Linked DNA regions of Homo sapiens: region 2 is linked to region 1. A link is a contact called in ENCODE Hi-C data. All regions are on one chromosome and are shown on one strand. Each heading gives the region's core, a stretch centred on a gene start or an enhancer-like site at or near the end of the contact. The rest is flanking DNA. Distances are from core to core; before and after follow the strand shown.

Region 1 (6,867 bases), core at 1,226-3,725:
AAAAACTACTTTAAAGTTCATATGGAACCAAAAAAGAGCCTGCATTGCCAAGTCAATCCTAAGCCAAAAGAACAAAGCTGGAGTCATCACGCTACCTGACTTCAAACTATACTACAAGGCTACAGTAACCAAAACAGCATGGTACTGGTACCAAAACAGAGATATAGACCAATGGAACAGAACAGAGCCCTCAGAAATAATGCCACATATCTACAACTGTCTGATCTTTGACAAACCTGAGAAAAACAAGCAATGGGGAAAGGATTCCCTATTTAATAAATGGTGCTGGGAAAACTGGCTAGCCACATGTAGAAAGCTGAAACTGGATCCCTTCCTTACACCTTATACAAAAATTAATTCAAGATGGATTAAAGACTTACATGTTAGACCTAAAACCATAAAAACCCTAGAAGAAAACCTAGGCAATACCATTCAGGACATAGGCATGGGCCAGGACTTCATGTCTAAAACACCAAAAGCAATGGCAACAAAAGCCAAAATTGATAAATGGGATCTAATTAAACTAAAGAGCTTCTGCACAGCAAAAGAAACTACCATCAGAGTGAAAAGGCAACCTACAGAAAGGGAGAAAATTTTGGCAACCTACAGAAAGGGAGAAAATTTTTGCAACCTACTCATCTGACAAAGGGCTAATATCCAGAATCTACAGTGAACTCAAACAAATTTACAAGAAAAAAACAAACAACCCCATCAGAAAGTGGACAAAGGATATGAACAGACACTTCTCAAAAGAAGACATTTATGCAGCCAAAAAAACACATGAAAAAATGCTCATCATCACTGGCCATCAGAGAAATGCAAATCAAAACCACAATGAGATACCATCTCACACCAGTTAGAATGGCGATCACTAAAAAGTCAGGAAACAACAGGTGCTGGAGAGGATGTGGAGAAATAGGAATGCTTTTACACTGTTGGTGGGACTGTAAACTAGTTCAACCATTGTGGAAGTCAGTGTGGCGATTCCTCAGGGATCTAGAACTAGAAATACCATTTGACCCAGCCATCCCATTACTGGGTATACACCCAAAGGATTATAAATCATGCTGCTATAAAGACACATGCACACGTATGTTTATTGCGGCACTATTCACAATAGCAAAGACTTGGAACCAACCCAAATGTCCAACAATGATAGACTGGATTAAGAAAATGTGGCACATATACACCATGGAATACTATGCAGCCATAAAAAAGGATGAGTTCATGTCCTTTGTAGAGACATGGATGAAGCTGGAAACCATCATTCTCAGCAAACTATGGCAAGGACAAAAAAACTAAACACCGCATGTTCTCACTCATAGGTGGGAATTGAACAATGAGAACACATGGACACAGGAAGGGGAACATCACACACTGGGGACTGTTGTGGGGTGGGGGGATGGGGGAGGGATAGCATTAGGAGATATACCTAATGTAAATGACGAGTTAATGGGTGCAGCACACCAAGATGGCACATGTATACATATGTAACAAACCTGCACGTTGTATACATGTACCCTAACACTTAAAGTATAGAAATAATAAAATTTTAAAAAAAAAAGTGATTAAAAAAAAACCACTCACCATTCCAACCAAGCTCACTAACAGTTATGATAAGAACTAACATTCTTTGAGCACCTATAAGATGCCAGGCAAATGAGCTGCATAGGCTCTAGCACTTAACTGCACAGCAATATCACAGAGCAGGTATTATCCCCATTTTACTGATGAAGAAACTGACCTCACATGTGCTAGGTAATTTGCCCAAAATCCCAGAGTGATGACACAAACTTCATTCTGTCTTGTACTTTCCCATCCCCTCTTCCCTGAGGAGCCTGTGATCAGGGGTGAGACCCACAGGTACCCAGGTAGCTGAAATATCAGGCAGACTGCTCAGCACAAATGACATCTCAGGGAGAAGATGAACAGAACCTGCAGGGAGCTTGGGGAAGGTGGATGGAGCTGCGGGAGCCAGGTGGGCAGCCTCCGGGGAGCAGGGGCCAGGGAGAGGGATGATTTGGCCGTGGGGAGCACAGCCAACCCAGTTTGACAGGAAAGGTAGGCTAGAGTTAGACATGGGGCCCAAGGGACCAAGTCCATTTTCAGTTCCATTTTATTCTATTTCACTCTTGACTAAAGAAGAGCTCTGGGTGATGGCAGCTGGAAACTGCTGTTCATTGCTCGCTTGCGTTCTCACCCTTCAGCCTTCCTTCCCAGAAAGAAGCTTCGGAGCACTGCTTGGTGCCAGCCACGGTGCTGGGAGCTGCGGATGCAAGGACCGTGGCGATCGTTCCATGGCTGTTAGCCACGATGATTCTAGGAGCCTCGGTGGCCCACGTCCTAGGCTGGAGTCCCCATAGGCTACTGGGACTCGCCCTGCTTGGAAGTGGACGAGGCGTTTCTCCGGCCCTGGCTCTCCTGGCCTTCTCCAGCCCAATGTGTGACCCGCTACAGCCACCTGGTGGGCCGCGGGGGAATACAGCAACGATTTCAATAAACCCCAGGACATAGGCCCTGCCGGGAAAGGAGTCTGGGGCCTGGCATGGTCTAGATTCCCTCCCCAAGGACTGCCCAGTCCCCTTCCCCCTCCATCCTCAGTTCCCTTTAGTAATAGAGAAAGCCGTCCCCCGTGTTCTCTCGGCTGATCTATAGTAGGCGAGGGTGGGCATGGAATAAAACGACCGCTTCTGCTGCTTTACTCCTCAGGTTATTTCCATTCGAAATTAGTTAGGCAGGGAGGAGACATCAGGCTGGAGCCCAGAGGCAGGAGGGAAGCGCCCACCGACCCCACCCCGCGTTCCAAAACGTTCCCTCCAGCGCAGCGTCTCCCAATAGCCGGGATCCTGGGGGTCCCAGCCAATCTGATGGGGGTCGCGTTTTTCCCGGCCTGGGACGCGGGAGGCTCCATTCTGCACCAGAAGCGGGGAGGGCCAAGGGAGACATGAGCACAGCTGGCTCGAGTGGCTCGTGGAGTTAGCCTGCAGCCGCCTCTCTGGTGGGCGCTGGATCCCCACAAGCCCCCAGGGGAAAACGGTCTACGCCTCTTAGACCCGCACCTTCGCCAGCAGAACCGGAACTGCCACTGCTGCTAGGAGAAAGTCTTGGACAATAATCGCGACGTCCAGGCCACACAGGCCATAAACCGCCACGGGAGCAGCGAGCGCCCTGAGTAGCGCAGCCCCCCGCTCCCCAGGAGGTGGGAACCACGCTGGAACCAGCAAGCCCAAGCTCTGCGCCTTCGCGGCGAGATCTGACGGCCCTAGTGGCCCCCATCCTCCCGTCGGCCGGAGACCGGACCCGGTTACCACCACCTCCCCGCAATTTCTAGTCTCTAAATTATGCTGTCCCCGAAAACAAAGAAAGTGACCAAGAAATAATGTGAAAATGTTACCAAGAGAGTTTACTATTGAAAGAAGTCTAGCCATCAAATAAATGTCTTTTACTAAACGATGAATAAATCTGATGGTCTTTTTGTGGTAAATGGAATGTTTAGGTTCTTAGATTATGGTCATTCAGTCAGCAAACATCTGACTGCGGTTAATTCTGTGACGGGAGCTGAGAAGACCTCACTGAACAAAATCCCTGCTTTCCTGCTATTTATATATATTCCAGCGAGGGAGACAAAAAAATCAAGTTAAATAAGTAAAAGAGATAGTTAAATTAAGTTGTGGAGCGTGCGAAGAGAAAAAAATAGGGAAAAGATAAGAGTTCTAGAGGGATGTATTTGGAGAGGGCAGCCAGAAAAGCCCTCACTGAGAAGGGTACACTGGAGTCAAGACTTGAAGGAGTTGAGAGGGCAAAACAGACAGGGAAAACAGACAGGCGGCTGGCAGGTGCAAAGGCCCTGAGGCAAGAACTCCTAGGCCTCTTCCAGGAAGTGAGGAGAGCAGAGGGAGGGAGGGTGAGAGGGAGAGGGGAAGAGGTCCTGAATTGAGAGACAACACTAGGATGGGTGGGAAAGTTTATGCTGTGAAGTGACTCTAAGAATACTGGTGTTTATGCCAAGCAAGGTGGGAGCTACTGGGGGGCAGTGAGCAGAGGAGGATGTGATCTGACTTGTTTTAACAGGACCGCTCGGGCTGCTGCACTGAGGAGGGCTGAAGAGGTGAGGCTGAATTTAACTTTGACTCTTGCCTCTCTCCCACACCCAATCAGAGAGCAAGTTCTGCCCCCTGCTTCCAAAGTAGTTTGTCCTCTGCTCGAAATCGGCTTCTTCAGGCCCCCCTTCTCCATCATATTGGGCAGATCCTTGTTTTAAATCAATTTTCAATCTTTATTTAGAAACAATTTTTCTGACTGTAAGACAAATGCATATTCACATGAACATTGACAGAAATTTAGAAACATTGTAAAAAGGGAAAAAGCAATCTTCGGGTAAAGAGGGTGGTGGCTTGTTCTGAGGAGGACACAGTGGAGATCATGAGACATGGTCAGAGCCAGATGTCAATCTTTACATATAATCTCAATATCCAGAGAGAATCACTGTGGCCCTTCAATATATTTCCATTTAAACTGTGTGGACCATGTGTATTTCCCAGGTGCCTGCCACCATACCTGGATAATTTTTGTATTTTTAGTAGAGACAGGGTTTCACAATGTTGGCCAGGCTGGTCTCAATCTCCTGACCTCAAGTGATCCGCCCACCTTGGCCTCCCAAAGTGCTGAGATTACAGGCGTGAGCCACCACACCTGGCCTAAAAACATTTTTAATAGCAATATATTATGCTACCTTATATACAATTTTTTTTTTCTTGAGAGGAGTCTCACTCTGTCGCCCAGGCTGGAGTGCAGTGGCATAATCTTGGCTCACTGCAACCTCCACCTCCCAGGTTCAAGCAATTCTCATGCCACAGCGTCTCGAGTTGCTGGGATTACAGGCTCGTGCCACCACTCCTGGCAAATTTTTGCTTATATACAACTTTTTAAAATGTTAATGCAAAATAATTTATTCTTCTTGCTGGATATTAGGCCTACTTCCATTTTTTTTCTTGCCATTTTAAATCCTAAATCTTTCCTAATGCATATCCCCTGTGACCTGCACGTATACATCCAGATGGCTGATTCCTGATGACATTCCACCACAAAAGAAGTGAAAATGGCCTCTTCCTGCCTTAACTGATGACATTATCTTGTGAAATTCCTTCTCTGGGCTCATCCTGGCTCAAAAGCTCCCCTACTGAGCACCTTGTGACCTCTACTCCTGCCCGCCAGAGAACAACCTTCCTTTCTCCTTTACCTACCTAAATCCTATAAAACGGCCCCACCCCATCTCCTTTCGCTGACTCTTTTCGGACTCAGCCGGCCTGCACCCAGGTGAAATAAACAGCTTTATTGCTCACACAAAGCCTGTTTGGTGGTCTCTTCACATGGACGCGAGTGAAATTTAGTGCCGTGACTCCGATCGGGGGACCTCCCTTGGGGGATCAATCCCCTGTCCTCCTGCTCTTTGCTCCGTGAGAAAGATCCACCTATGCCCTCAGGTCCTCAGACCAACCAGACCAAGAAACATCTCACCAATTTCAAATCCGAAAAGCGGCCTCTTTTTACTCTCTTCTCCAACCTCCCTCACTATCCCTCAACCTCTTTCTCGTTTCAATCTTGGTGTCACACTTCAATCTCTCCCTTCTCTTAATTTCAATTCTTTTCATTTTCTGGTAGAGACAAAGGAGACACGTTTTATCCGTGGACCCAAAACTCCGGCGCCGGTCATGGACTAGGGAAGGCAGCCTTCCCTTGGTGTTTAATCACTGCAAGGACACCTCTCTGATTATTCACCCAGGTTTCAGACGTGTCAGACCACGCAGGGACACCTGCCTTCGTCCTTCACCCTTAGCGGCAAGTCCCACTTTTCTGGGGGAGGGACAGGAACCCCGACCTCTTATCTCTGCGCCCCATCCCTTATTTCCGTGCCCCGACCTCTTATCTCTGTGCCACAACCCCTTATTTCCATGCCCCAACCCCTTCTCTGCTTTTCTGGAGGACAAGAACCCCCCACCCCTTCTCCGTGTCTCTACTCTCTTTTCTCTGGGCTTGCCTCCTTCACTATAGGCAAGCTTCCACCTTCCATTCCTCCTTCTTCCTTAGCCTGTGTTCTTAAGAACTTAAAACCTCTTCAACTCTCACCTGACCTAAAATCTAAGCGTCTTATTTTCTTCTGCAATGCCGCTTGACCCCAATACAAACTCGACAGTAATTCCAAATAGCCGGAAAACGGCACTTTCAATTTTTCCATCCTACAAGATCTAAATAATTCTTGTTGTAAAATAGGCAAACGGTTTGAGGTGCCTGACGTCCAGGCATTCTTTTACACATTGGTCCCTCCCTAGTCCCTGTTCCCAATGTGACTCGTCCCAAATCTTCCATCTTTCCCTCCCACCTGTCCCCTCAGTCCCAACCCCAAGCATCGCTGAGTCTTTGTAATCTTCCTTTTCTGCAGACCCATCTAACCTGTCCCCTCCTCGCCAGGCCGAGCTAGGTCCCAATTCTTCCTCAGCCTCTGCTCCTCCACCCTATAATCCTTTTATCACCTCCCTTCCTCACACCCGGTCCGGCTTACAGTTTCGTTCCGTGACTAGCCCTTCCCCACCTGCCCAGCAATTTACTCTTAAAAAGGTGACTGGAGCTAAAGGCATAGTCAAGGTTAATGCTCCTTTTTCTTTATCCCAAATCAGATAGCGTTTAGGCTCTTTTTCATCAAATATAAAAATCCAGCCCAGTTCATGGCTTGTTTGGCAGCAACCCTGAGACGCTTTACAGCCCTAGATCCTAAAAGGTCAAAAGGCCGTCTTATTCTCAATATACATTTTATTACCCAATCTGCTCCCGACATTAAATGAAACTCCAAAAATTAAATTCCAGCCCTCA
Region 2 (6,867 bases), core at 1,615-4,114, 260 kb before region 1:
GAAAATTTGGCTTTGAGTTTCCTGCCAGCGAAGGCACAGAGTAACAAGAGCACTTAAGACAATGATTCATGCTATCCAGAAGAAATAGGAATATGTGTTTTTCATGGGGGTGGGGGAGGGAGGGAAATTTCCACATATGAACATTTGGTAAGTAATTAGTTTTGGAGGTCTCTAAGCTACCATTATAACTAACAATTATTACCTTTCTTTATATGGCACTGAATACTTTGCAGAGAAATTTCACATAACTTTCTTTACACAAAAATCCTGCGAGGTAAGATTCCAGGATATTATTAAAGCAATAATGTAACCCTTATTCATGCATCTAAGAACCTAGTCTAACTGGAAAGGCAACACAAAAAGTAGAAAATAAGCAGAAAGATCTCTGAGATAGCAAACCAAATGGCAATAAGTGTATGCACAGAAAAGAGCCTCTCACTCAGAACCTATATTCTCTTATTTAACCTGAAATTCTAACAGGGTTCATTTCCTTCCTAAAACTGCAGTGGATTAAAAGTAACAAAACAGAAACTATTACAGAGAAGCACTCTGAAAGCCTCCTAGATGCGTACACAGGAGAGCAGAGGCAAGAACTAAAAACAATCAAAAGAGCAGTTAGTGCAAAAACAGAAAACCCTAAACACTCACTAAGTAGGATAAGCTCAGACTCTCTCCGCCCTGGATCCTGACCCTCCACGAATCAGTTCCTCACAAACCACCTCAGCCATCTTTCAGGAACGGAAATGTGATCCTGCTTGCCTGCTCCCAACTCTTGGCAACCCTTCATTGACTTTCCAGGCTCATAAGACAAAATCATTATTTAAAAACGGTCCACAAAGTCTGCCTGCCTCTCCAGTCTCATCTCACTTCGGCCCCACCTGCTTGGGCCTTTTCACATTTCCTTCCCTTTACCTGGAAGTGTCTCAATGCTGCCTCTCCTGGGGGATCTGAAATGTCATTTCCTTAGAAAGCCTTACCTAGTCCCAGAGTCCACATTAGGTTTTCCCGTGCACCTTAGCGCCTTTGCAGTTGAGAATTTATCACAGTTGCACTTAGTCTGATTGTTTTATTTGTTTGTTTGTTTTTTGAGACACCAAGGCTGGAGTGCAGTAGCGCGATCTCGGCTCACTGCAACCTCCGCCTCCCGGTTCAAGCATTCTCGTGCCTCAGCTTCCCGAGTAGCTAGGATTACAGGCGTGCACCAACACGCCCGGCTAATTTTTGTGTTTTTAGTAGAGACAGGGTTTCGCCATGTTGACCAGGCTGATCTCAAACTTTTGGCCTAAAGTGATCTGCTGGACTCAGCCTCCCAAAGTGCTGGGATTACAGGCGTGAGCCACCGCGCCTGGCCAGTCTGATAGTTGAATACCTATTTCCTTCAGCGTACTGTGAGCTCTGGTGGAAAAGGACCATGTCTGGCTCGTACATATGCCAAATAAGTATTCACCGGAAAAAATATGAGTAATGTCACAGGACAAGCAGACATCTTCCTAGTATATAATTTTAAATTTTACTAAAATCTTTTTGAGAAGGTAGCTATTGTTTTATTAAAGCAAAAAAAAATTACAAAGTACAATGCAAAATTCATATGAATTTTAAAGCTAAAACAAGACTTTCAGAATGCTTTAGGCTACACCCCCAGACTTCTCTAGAGACGTGCTTAAAATAATATGGAAACACGGTGTGGTAAAAGATCCATTTCCCAAGGGATCTGGATAACCAGCGCTTATCTTCATTTTACTGGAGAATACATGTGCGGAGAGGGCTTTGCAAACTACAAGGCTTTGTGCATTATAACATTATTATGGAAAAATCTGTGTTTCTAAGAGGGGGAATGATTTAGCTATTGCATTGCCAATTACAGGTGGGGCTGGCGCCAGAGCCCAGGCCTCCCGGGGCCTGTCTAGCCCACAGCTTTTCATTAATGCACAGCACTTGCCACCTGGTCCCTGCCGCAAAGGGTGGCCTCTCGAGTTAGGAGCCATATCTAGGGCGGATGGCCTGTGCTAGGCTCAAAGACACTTAAGTTCCGATCAACCAGAACTGAGGAGCGGGTAGGAAAACCAAGCCGAGCCTTCCTCGGCTTCACAATCCGCAGGCTCTCCGCTGTCCCCGGCGGGACTCGGCAGTTCCCCTGGAGGGCTGCAGCCCGGCTGTCTTCGCTCAGGCCCAAGCCCGCGCGGCTCTCCCCCTGGCGGAGAACTCGCAGGACTGCGACGCATTCCGGAGACGCCGTCAATCTCCGAATTTGAAGCGCAGGCGATATCTAAGGGGCCTGGGAAGCGGGAAAGCTCGGGAGTCACTCCGGAGAGAACACCCTGCAGGAGTCGACGCGGCTGCCTGGCTTCGTGGTCCTGCAGCGTGGCCCGTTGCTTCGCGCAGAGGTTGGCCACAGCTGCTGGCTAGGAAACTGGGGACCACCTGGGTTGCCACCGAGGAGGGTGGAGGCCCCCGTCAGTCCCCTCGGGGATGCAGCTGCATTTTCCCCTCCTTGCGTCCGGCCGGGAGCCAGAGGATGGGGCTGTGGAACCCATTCCGAAAGGCAGGGCGGGCCCTTCGGAACCCGGACGCGAGGGAAGGCGAGAGGCGCGGGTGTGCCGCACGCCCACCGGCGCCGGGGCAGGGGCGCTGCAGCCGGCGGCCCACGGAGGACATCAGCGGTGCCGCCGCCGCCGCCGCGGGCTCGCGGGCCGCGCGCGCACGCGAGTGGGCGAGGGAGGCAGGGGCGCTACTAGCAGGCGGCGTGCGCGCGCGCGCTCCCCCGCGCCCTCCCTCGCAGGCCCGCCCGGCCCCAGCGCGCGTCACGAGGGGCCAGCGAGCTAGCTGGAGGGCGGGAGGGAGGGTGGGGAAAGGGGGTGGGGCCGCGAGACCGGAGGGGTCCGAGCAGCGGCTGCGGAGCCGGAGCTGGGCGAGGGCGGCTGCGGTCCCGGCGGCGGCGGCGGCGGCGGCAGCTGCGGCGGGAGAAGATGGTGGCGCTGGAGGCAGCAGCGGCTGGAGCGGAGCTTTATTCCCAGGCTTGGCACCAGCGCTGTCACTAGCGCCGCCTGCTCCCGCGGGCCCGCGGACCCAGCTGTCAGGCAAGGTACCACAGCCAGGGAGGGGTGGGTGAGAAGGGGTGCCCGGCGCTGATGCGGCCCCCGACGGAGCCCGGGTCCTCGCCAAAGGGCGCCCCCGGACGCGAGAGGGGCTGCCTGGAACAATAGTGCGGAGGAGCGGAGGCAGCAGGCGACATCCAGGAGGCAGTGCCTGGAACCATCAGCTAGCGAGGCGGGGGAAGGCGGCGTTGCGAGCGAGACGCCTGGGGTCCGGTGCCCGCTGAGATGCCGGGCTTCGGGCGCAGCAGGCGGGCCTGATGACAGTCATGGCAGGAGTGAGTGTGTGAGAGTGTGTGTGTAAAAGGTACAGCAGAGGGGATGGGGTGGCGGACGGAGGTGTTGGGGGGTGACATTTCCAGGAATCCCCGCTAGGACCCCCTCATCTCTCGGCTGACTCTCCTGGAGAAAGAATGTGATGATGGAAACGGTGAGGTGGGCAGGATGCACTTGGTGTGTGAAGTGTGGAGGGAGGCAGTGGGATAGGGGCCGGTTTGTAAAATCCTGTATATGTGTGTGTACGCGTGTGGTTGCATCCACGTTCCCCAAACTGCGCCCCAAATCCAGAGATCTGCCGCTGCCCTTACTTGATGTCACCGGCTAAGACTGTGGGACAGTGTTTGTTATTTTGACCCTGCAACTCTGAGCACAGTGTCTGTTCTGCTCCTGCGTGTGGATGGCCCAGTGTAGGGATTCTCGCTTCCCCTTCCTCTGGCCTCATGACATGGGGATGTGGAAGTGAGCATGTTGCTTTGAGGCACATGGCAGGGAAATAGGATAACCGTTACACATTCTGGGCTTGCTAATGTACCTGGTTTTGAAGGGGCCTTCCATCCTGTGATACTACTTCTCTCCTTAGCACCTGTTCCATAAGGGTCTTGTACTCCCTGACTGTGCAGTTTCTATTGTTTTTCTCTTGTCTGACCAGAAGGAGAAGGATGTTGAATGATCAGATTCCTCTTCCTGTCCCCACAACTTTCAATGCTAGCTAGACCTTCTCCTTCCACATTTAAGCACTGAAAACCTTATGGCTAGAGGATGGATGGTCTTTGTGTTGGTTCTTTTAGAATGAACTCTGGAGGTGTATACGTATAGAGAGATGCGGTGGGGCGGGGGGCGGTCTTTTAAAAAGAAGAAAAATATCACACGGAGAAATGTTTGGTGCCCACTTGGTCAGCATCACACAGCCAGGGCGTTTTCCTCAGGAAACAGGATACTTTATTTCTACTGCTGGTGACATCCACTCTCCCAGCTGTCACAATAGCTAGGTGGTGCCGTGTATCATTTGGAAACTGAAATCTCCTGAGACCCACAGCGATGGGGTCCCAGGTCAGTAAAGTCCCTGCTTTCCTACCTGATAGAGCCCACTAGTAGGGAATTTGGAAAAATGTCAGGCTGGCAACAACTCACCCAGTGGGAACAAGGACACAGAAATGCATCCAGAGTCTATGGCTGTTTAATTGTCTCTGCGTGGTAAAGATAGGTGTGTGTAGGTAGGGTTGGGTAGAGGTAGGCAGGGAGATGGCATATTCATGTGTATCCAGGGCAGTGTGATTCCCCCTCACCTATGTTTCTCCTGCGGTATTCATAGGAATGAGTGCACTTTACACTTAATATCTCGACACTTCTTTATTAAAATGTTGTATGACTAGCTTAATCTGCTTAGGACATGTTTTAGTCATAACACCTTAAATTCTACTGCATTGTCGGAATCCAAACTGGCTGCCCGGTTCTCTTCGAAAAGCCCGTAGCAGTCATGGCTACACAAGTAAATATACAACATGTTGGCACCAGAGATTTATTTTTCTTTTTTAAAATTTTTGTTTTGCTTTCTTTTATGGGCAAAGATTGCATGATATCGTTGTGAAAATAATAAAACTAGGGCTATCCACATATGCTTTTTTTTCTTCCCATGTATCTTATTTAATGATATATAGACAAGGTGCTCTTGAAGCTGTCTATGTAAAGTAAATTTCCCCATGTTCTTCAAGTCAAGCCTTCTAAGATTTTAATGTGAGGTTGGTTGTTGGCTGTCATCCAAGATTTAAGGATAGATTTATAAAAATGAATTTTGAATCTTAGTTCTTTACTCTCTTATTTGTTATGCCAAATGTCTTTCTGAGAAAAGTACTTAGGGAATTTAAAAGCCATTCTAAGAGATTTTGGTTTAAAAAAAAGTCATCATCCTTTATATTTGCAAGTAAGACCAGGGATGTAAATGTCTCACAAGAAAGTTTAATAATATGAGGAATTACCAGGTAAATACCCTGTTTAGAGAAAGAGGAATTACACAGCAGCAAAATCGATGACTCAGGAATCAGTTCTTTTCTAATGTAAATGTGATCATTTTTATTTTTATTTGTCTTTTTGAGACAGGATCTTCCTCTGTCGCCCAGGCTGGAGTGCAGTAGTGTGATCATAGCTCACTGCAGCCTCAAACTCCTAGCTCAAGCAATCCTCCTGCCTCAGCCTCCTGAGTAGCTGGGACAATAGGCACATGGCACCACACCCAGATATTTGTTTATTTTTTTCAGAGATAGAGTCTCGCTATGCTGCCCAGGCTGATAGTTTTAAAAATGCAATATCTGGCTTTTCTAAAGATCGGACTGGTATAAGGTTAATGAGACAGCTCTAATAAATGGTGGTACCTTTTGCTGTGGCCTGCAGCAAGCCATTTTTTGTGCATGGATGCCTTTCCTTCACTTAAAGTAGCATCAGTGCTTTTCTCTTCCATTATTGAGCCTCTTAAGGTTTTTTGTTGTTGTTGTTTTGTTTTGTTTTGTTGTTATTGTGTTTGTTTGTTTCGGAAGACTTAGGGGTAAGAGATATTTGAAAATTGACCTCTGGGGCCAAAAGGAATTAACTGTAGTACCTTGGGGAGATAGGACTTTTATCCTAGAAAGAAGAAGTAATTGTTGCTAAAATTGAGAGAATTTCAAGCCGTAAAATCTGAAGTTAACTCTCTGGGTTACAATAATTAATTTGCAAACATTTGTTAATTGCCTCCCGCATCTCAGATCCACTGTACCTTTGGATAGGGGACAGGGAATGTTGAGAAGGGTTGGAGGTTCAAAGAATGCTAAGTCTTAGATCCTGGCCAGAGGTGGATCATGATCTAGAAGGAGAAAAGAGGAAATATGTTACTAACTGTAAAAATAGTGAAAAATGATTAAGTGCTGAAAAAGCAGTATTCCTGCAGAGCTGTGGGAGTTCACAGGGTACAAAGTGACTTCTGATGGAAGAATTAGGGAAGGTTACATGGGATATAGCATTTGAGCTGTGATTAAGGTGGCATTTGGGTTGGCAGAGAAGGAAGGGCATGCTTGGGGGAGGAACAGTGTAGCACAGGCCTGGCAGTGGAAGGTGTATGCCTACACAGGAAACAAAAAAATGGTGTGCTTTGGCTGAAGCGCTAGGAATGCCAAGAGATGTAATGAGGGATAAAGCAAGAAAGAGAGGTTTGTTCAAGGTGGTGGAGCAACTTGTACGCCAAGCTAAGGAGTGTGGATTTTGTTCAGTAAGGACTGGGGAACTATAGAAGATTTGTGAGGAGAAAGATTGACAGTATCAGAACTGTGCTTTGGGGCAATACTTTTGTAGTATTATGTTGGATGGAATGACATGGGAAAAGGCTGGCAGGAGGGAGACCAGATAGACTCTATTGTCAAAGTAGGGGAAAGATGGAAAGAGGCAGTGGGAGGCAAGAAGGGAACACACCTAAGAGGTGGTGTGCGGGAATTATCTGAGGAGCTTGAACAGTCACTGGAAAGTGAGG

The links. Hi-C counts contacts between places; a loop is a spot of excess contacts on that map. Pooled maps may share reads with other maps.
Region 2: a pooled map shows a loop between it and region 1 (4-fold over the local background). The contact joins the promoter of APBA1 here to the enhancer-like site in region 1. A Hi-C loop is called at or near these places in 25 of 168 maps with a recorded cell type or tissue (A673, Calu3, GM12878 and 17 more), 17 of 37 single-sample maps with no recorded cell type and 37 of 50 pooled maps.

Annotation. Positions count from the first base shown.
Region 1 is chr9:69,408,424-69,415,290 of GRCh38, reverse strand. It overlaps LOC124902177 (a long non-coding RNA gene), which reads left to right. Exons shown (of 2, transcript XR_007061568.1): 2 at 2,208-3,457. Among named protein-coding and RNA genes, the nearest start is that of ENTREP1, 87 kb to the right of the region's middle. Within about 2 kb of position 2,475, at least 3 of the 41 ENCODE cell types and tissues checked have a DNase peak (open chromatin) inside an H3K27ac peak, as active enhancers do; they include heart right ventricle and psoas muscle, where a contact is called at or near this core.
Region 2 is chr9:69,668,368-69,675,234 of GRCh38, reverse strand. APBA1 (amyloid beta precursor protein binding family A member 1) reads left to right here and starts at 2,864. Exons shown (of 13, transcript NM_001163.4): 1 at 2,864-3,082. RefSeq lists silencers at 2,787-2,836, 3,017-3,096.